Regions from separate parts of the Homo sapiens genome. Here region 1 is linked to region 2. A link is a contact called in ENCODE Hi-C or POLR2A ChIA-PET data. All regions are on one chromosome and are shown on one strand. Each heading gives the region's core, a stretch centred on a gene start or an enhancer-like site at or near the end of the contact. The rest is flanking DNA. Distances are from core to core; before and after follow the strand shown. Region 1 overlaps PREX1 (phosphatidylinositol-3,4,5-trisphosphate dependent Rac exchange factor 1). Region 2 holds the start of TP53RK-DT (TP53RK divergent transcript).

What was found. A loop is a pair of places that touch in the nucleus more often than their neighbours do. ChIA-PET counts read pairs that join two places held with the same protein, here RNA polymerase II (POLR2A). Pooled maps may share reads with other maps.
Region 1: a loop to region 2 is called in a map of naive thymus-derived CD4-positive, alpha-beta T cell, with 8 times the contacts of the local background. The contact joins the enhancer-like site here to the promoter of TP53RK-DT in region 2. A Hi-C loop is called at or near these places in 1 of 168 maps with a recorded cell type or tissue (naive thymus-derived CD4-positive, alpha-beta T cell) and 4 of 50 pooled maps. POLR2A ChIA-PET finds 5 or more read pairs at or near these places in 1 of 52 experiments (K562).

The regions. Positions count from the first base shown.
Region 1 is chr20:48,759,383-48,762,813 of GRCh38, forward strand. The region is part of intron 1 of PREX1 (phosphatidylinositol-3,4,5-trisphosphate dependent Rac exchange factor 1); the gene reads right to left. Among named protein-coding and RNA genes, the nearest start is that of PREX1, 67 kb to the right of the region's middle. RefSeq lists a silencer at 1,439-1,488 and an enhancer at 2,019-2,068. Within about 2 kb of position 2,154, at least 16 of the 41 ENCODE cell types and tissues checked have a DNase peak (open chromatin) inside an H3K27ac peak, as active enhancers do.
Region 2 is chr20:46,687,708-46,690,762 of GRCh38, forward strand. It overlaps TP53RK-DT (TP53RK divergent transcript), which reads left to right and starts at 1,592. Exons shown (of 1, transcript NR_186399.1): 1 at 1,592-2,582. TP53RK (TP53 regulating kinase) reads right to left here and starts at 1,737. Exons shown (of 2, transcript NM_033550.4): 1 at 1,425-1,737. The coding sequence starts at 1,707. RefSeq lists a silencer at 1,316-1,365 and an enhancer at 1,596-2,185.

The sequences.
Region 1 (3,431 bases), core at 904-3,403, 2.1 Mb after region 2:
CTACAAAAAATACAAAAATTAGCCAGCCATGGTGGCTCACATCTGTAATCCCAGCTACTTGCGAGGCTAAGACAGGAGAATCATTTGAACCTGGGAAGCAGAGGTTACAATGAACTGAAATCGCACCACTGCACTCCAGCCTGGGTAACAGAGCAAGATTCCATCTCAAAAAAAAAAAAAAAAAAAGAAAAGAAAGAAAAAAAGAAATACTACAGGCAAAGCATTTAAATGGGCTCAAATCCCAGCTCTGCTGCTTACAAGCTCTAAGACCTGAAGTAAATTATTTATTCTCTCTGCCTCCATTTCCTCCTCTATAACGGGGGATAAAATGAGTACACAGGATTACAATGAGAATTACAGAAGCTAACACACATAACAAGCACTTGAATGGTCCCTGGTGCATAGCAGGTGCTCAAAAAACATTAGCTATTATTGGCCAGGCTCACACCTGTGAGCTCACACCTGTAATCCTAACACTGTGGGAGGCCGAGGCAGGCTGATTGCTTGAACCCAGGAGTTCGAGCAATCAATCAATACGGCAAAACCTCATCTCTACCAAAAATACAAACAAACAAACAAAATAGCCAGGTGTGGTGGCGCACACCTGTAGTCCCAGCTACTCGAGAGGCTGAGGTGAGAGCATCACTTCAGCCTAGGAGGCAGAGGTTGCAGTGAGCCAAGATCGCACCACTGCACTTCAGCCTGGATGACAAAGCAAGACCCTGCCTCAAAAAAAAAAAAGCATTGGCTATTATGATCTCCCCATCTTGAGTTTCTAGAGTGTCTGCAGGGAGTCCAAGCCCTGGTGCAGGTAGACAGAACCCACTGTGCTTCCTAAGGAAACCTGGATTTGGATCAACCACATCTGTAGGGCTTCTACATGCACCAAGCACACTCACATTTATCCCACACTATTTTTACTTATTTTTATTAGTTTTTTCCATCCTGCAAATAGCTCTATTATTATAGACTGCCTGCTTCCGAGTCTCCTGAGGTGAGATGAGAAGGGGAAGGCTTTATAAACTGCAGAGCCCCCCACATCCTCATCACCACCAGCGCACCCCTCTGCCCTGCCCCATCCTCCTTGCTGACTGCCAACCACGTGACTTCAGCAAGTCACCACACTTCTGAGTCAATTTCCTGGACCAAACAAAAAGGGGGGGAGGAGTAGTTGTTGAGGTTTAAGTGAAATGATGCAGGTGAACACTTTGTAACTACAAACACTTCCTGGAAAAAGTGGCAGAAAGGCTGAGCCAGGAGAGGGAGGCTGGACTAGGAAAGGGGCAGGAAGTTGCTTGTGATGATATTCTAGGGGGACAAGTCCTCTCCGAGTACCAACCATCCCAGCAAGTGTTAACCAGGGCCTGCCGTGCACCAGGCACCGAGCTGGGTGCTGGAGACACAGATATAAGCCATGACCCTGCCACGGAAGGACTTATGCATTCTTACATTCGCCTGTGTAGTCAGCAAATACTTACTGCACACCTATTATGTGCCAGGCACTGCGCTAAGAGCCAATGACACATCAGTGAATGAACAAATCAGACTAACTCCCCACCTTCACAAAGTAGTGGCAGAGACAGACTATACACTGATTTTAAAATAAAATGGCAGGTAGGAATGATTGCTACAAAGAAAACTAAAGCAGGGTAAGAAAACAGAGAAGGATAAGGTGGGAATGCCATTTCAAGGAGCTGTTCAGAGAAAGCCGTTCTGAGAAGATGGCATTTGAGCAGACACAGGGAGCAAACAGCATTGCGTGTATCGGAGGACACAGCATCATGGGCAGGGTCAACAGCCGGGGCAAAGGCCCCGAGGCACATTCAGTCTTTCCAGGACAATCCTATCGAAAACGTCTATCCCTGCTCTGTTTTCCTCACAGCACCTGTCACCATGGACATTATGTGTGTTTATATCAGTCTATTATCCATCTAGCCCACTTGAGTCTCACCTCCAGGAAGGCAAGGATGTTTGTCTGTCTAGGTCACTGTGGTGTCCCAGAGCCTAGGATTGGACCCAGCACACAGCAGACCCTCGAAAAGGATGTGTTTAATTAATTAGTCAATCAATCATCTAGAGTAGACTACTCCCACCCCCACCCAGATTCTAGGCCCTGGTAAAAGGTGCCCAGTTCTCACCCCACCCCGCCCCGTTCCCCACCACATCGGGAGAGGAAGTTGATGCAAAAAACAAGTTGCAACAACCTGTCATGAAGAGGTCTGATGCAACAGTGGGGGAAGGCAGTGGGGGACACTGAGAGGAACCCAATGCTTTTCTTCACGCAGCCCCCATCAAGGGGCTGGGGCCTGGCCTACAAACTTTCCTGAGTTCACCAACAACCCATCCTTCCTTCAACAGATATTTATGCAGAGCCTCCTCTACATGATGGGGCTACCTTATGGGTCTCAAACTGGTAACTCAGAGGCATCATTCCTTTGGCCTGCAGAGGGGTTTGAGAAACTTGGGCCTAAGTTTGAATATCAGGTTTCCCATTAAAATCCAAATTCCAAGCTTCTTTTGAAAAAACTGACACATGGGTCTCAAATGCCCACAAGGCTGCAGGTGCTGTAGAGCAGAGTGATAGCCATCACCTTCACCCAGGACAAGTGCTCCTCAATTTCCCACCACCCAACCCACTGCTGCGCCCTGTGAACACCTGAGTGTGAGACTTCTGTCCTAGACACAGGCAAGGCAAACCTGAACCTGCTACTTCGCCTTTACCCTCACCCAGGGCAGACATCACTAATGGAATGCAGATCTTTTTCCTGCTAAGTCTTCTCCAAGCCGTTCAGAATTTATCTCCCTTCACTGTTGTCAGAAATGGTCTAAAATCCTTCCCATTCACAACCCAGCTTCTCCCTACTCCTTTGGGCTCCTCAGTTGTTGATTTTTTTCCTGAAAAATGGGCTCATCAGAGTGGGATTCTAGCAGAGATTCTCAACTTTGGTACCTTGACAGTTCAGTGGATAGTTCTTTGCTGTGAGGGATGTCCTGAGTATTATAAGACACTCAGCAGCTTCCCTGCCCTCTACCCTCTAGATACAAATAACAACCCTCCTCTCCTCAGTTGTGACAATCAAAAATGTGTCCAGACATTGCCCATGTCCCCTGGAGGCAAAATCATCCTTGGTTAAGAACCATTGCATTATAGCAAAGCTAAGAAAATGGCCTCTAGACAGAGCCAAGTATTTTGGGTTCAAATCCTGGTTCGGTCATTTGCTGGCTGTGTGACCCTAAACAGCCTCTCTGTGTCTCAGCTTCCCTCTCTATGAAATGGGGATATAAAAATGGTACCTGACTGCTAATGGTATGAAGTTTCTTTTTTTTTTTTTTTTTTTGAGACAAAGTCTCGCTCTGTCACCCAGGCTGGAGTGCAGTGGCACCATCTCAGCTCACTGCAACCTCCGCCTTCTGGGTTCAAGCGATTCTTC
Region 2 (3,055 bases), core at 342-2,841:
ATAGCTTGAACTCAGGGAGCGTAAGTTGCAGTGAGCTGAGATTGTGCCACTGCACCACTCCAGCCTGGGTGACAAAGTGAGACACTGTCTCAAAAAACAAAAACAAAGAGCAAGGCACAGCCCAGTCAGAGCAGTTTCTACTGATGAGGACACAAACAGGAGGCCAAGCAGTGTGCTAGCTTCGAGGTTCATCTTCGTAGTCAGAGAGGACAGGGTTCAAATCCCAGCTGCTTTTCTTATTAGTTGTCTAATCTAATCTTAAAATTACATTAACTTCTCTAAGCCTCAGTTTCTGCTACTATACAAGGAACAATAGCTCCAATAAACTCAATGAATCTTTACTGAAAGTCAACCAGGCTCAGTATACTTTTCTAGAAACTGAGAGATGTTATCAATGGGGATACAGCAATAAACAAGCCAGCTATAATACAATCTCTGCTTAACGAAACAGATCATGAGGCTGAAAACAGAAATATGAATACACAAATAACTTCATGAAATCTTAAGTCTCTGAAAGGGCAGCAATGTGTCCGCTTGTTGGCTACTGAATATCCCCCACCCAGATCTCCCAGCACTTAACAATGTCCTGGTACCCACTGGTACCTAAAAAATACTGATAAAAGAAAGGCAAGAAGCGTAAAAGTAAAAAGCCAGGGCTTCTGAGTCAGAGGCATAAGGAGCTGAGGGCCTGGACCGGCCACTTAGTAACCGTGTAACCTTGGGCAAGTTACTTCTCTCTGAGTGTCACTTTCTCATCTGAGGACAAAGTTTATGGTGCTGGCGCACAATGATGTTTAATGAAAAAATAGGCAATTTAATGAAATCCAACATTTATTGGGCACTATGTGCCAGGCACACATTTGAACATAATACGTGACACACATACCTCCTCTAATGGTCACAACATCCCTATGACATGGATACTGCTACTATGTCTCCCATTTTACAGGTGAGAAAACCGAGGCTGAGAGGCTAAATAACTTGTTGAAAGGCTACACAAGCAGCAGAGTTAGTATTTCAACCCAGGGAGCCTGGCTCCAGTGGGGCAAGTACTTGTCATTACATGTTTCTTAAAACTAATAAATGGAAAGATAATGATCGAAAATTGAAACGAGTCAAATGGGGAAACCAAGGCTCAGGGAAGTTAAACATGTTCAACATTGAGCAATAATGACAGATCCCAGATTTGAACCAGGCAGAACGGCCTCAGGACAAAAGCTTGACGCTGCATGGCCACGTGGTTTCTTAAGACTTAACGAATGAAAAAAGGGATGAAAGAATAACATTTCCGAAAGGCCGGACACCGCAGAAGGCACAGAAGGAGAAACTGAGGGAAATCCAGCTTCGGAGCGCAGGGGAGTCCCTCACCCGCCCAGGCCCCAGAGCCTCGGGGCCGCCCACGCCGGGATCCCGGCCCACCTTACCAGCGCGGCGACAGCGGAGGAGCGCCCGGGCCTCCTGCACCGTCCGCCGTCTGCCAAGCCGCGCCTCCAGCGCCGGGTGCCGGTAGCCCTTGGGGAAGCGGTGCTTGATCACCGCCGCGCGGCCCTGGAAGCGGCCACGGAACACGCGCGCCTCGGCACCCTGCTTCACCAGCTCCAGGCCGCTCAAGAAGCGGCTGCTCCGCTCCCGGGCTGCGGCCAGAGCCTCAGCCTCCGGGGCGGGCTCCTCGCCATCGGCCGGCGTAGTAGCTCTGGCCGCCGCCATGACTGCTCGGCGCAACAGCTCCAACCGATCAGCTGTCTCTGAAAACTGTCGCGATGCTTCGGCTCGCTTCGGAAATCCTGGGACTTCTTCGGCAATCCTGGGACTTCTTCGGCTACCCGAATGCGTCCACCCCGGACACTTCCGGCCTGTAAGTGGTTACGCCTCCCAACTTTTCGGCTCTCTGAAGCCTGAGGTTCCCTGCAGGAAGGGCTCTTGTGGCCCCGCCTTCCGCCTCTTCGGCTATCTCCGTACACGTTCGGCAACGCTCAGTAAGTGGCTCTTCCCGACTCCTTGGCTCTCCGGAAATCTTCGGTGACTCTCGCAGCCGGCTTTGGGGGCCCACCTCTCAGTTGGTCGTCTCTTTCCGGAAAACTTCGGCGCCTCTCGAGAAAAACGTCGGACGCGCTTTGCTCTCTTCAGAAGTCTCTTCCGGGACAGCTGTACCCTCTAGTAGTCTCTTTTTGGAACTCCTCTTCCCCTGACTCCTACATTCCCCCCAAAATGTGCTCATACAAGTCAGAGTCGGAAGGGTCAGACAATGAACCATGTTTCCGACATCCTCTTAAGTGCTAGGATAACTACCATTTAGTGCATTCAGAAGAAATAAGGTTAAATGATGAAAATCCTTACAGAAAAGAAAATTGAGACTCAGAGCTGGCAGAGGGGGTGGTAAGATGGGGTGGGGAGTGGGGGCTGGGGAATCCGGGAAAGTCTTCCGGAGACAGAACCTAAACTGAATTGGGAATAATTAAACTTTTTCAGTTTCTACCTGTTTCATTACAAAGCTTATAATAACACAGGCTGTAGCAAATTCTTACAATACGGAACTTTGCACACGCACACATAAATAAATAAACTACCTATCCCCCTTGTGACACTGCTGGCCGTTAGTTTCTTTCCAGAATTTTCTTTCATTCAGTGTGCACACTCACACATCGTTGTGGCGTTTTTTCCAACATAAATGACATCATACTGTGGGTTCTTTGGCAACTTGCTTTTCATTTTCCTAAACAATTTATCTCAGACTATATTCCATATCAATACATACAGAGCTACCACGTCCTTCTACCTGGTCAGGCAGTTTCTTGTTGCTAAACAGTTGTTTCCAGTTTGTTGTTTCTCAGGAAAACACTTTACTTACTATTGCCAGTTTATTATAAAAGATAGTATAAAAGATAAAAATGAACAGCCAGATGAAGACGTACATAAGGAAAAGTAAAAATTGTACGTGTTTATCGTAAGTAACATGTTTTGAAATATGTATACATTGTGGAATGGCTAAATCCAGCTAGTTAACGTTACCTAACATACTGATCATTTCGGGGGTGAGGACACTTAAAATCTATTA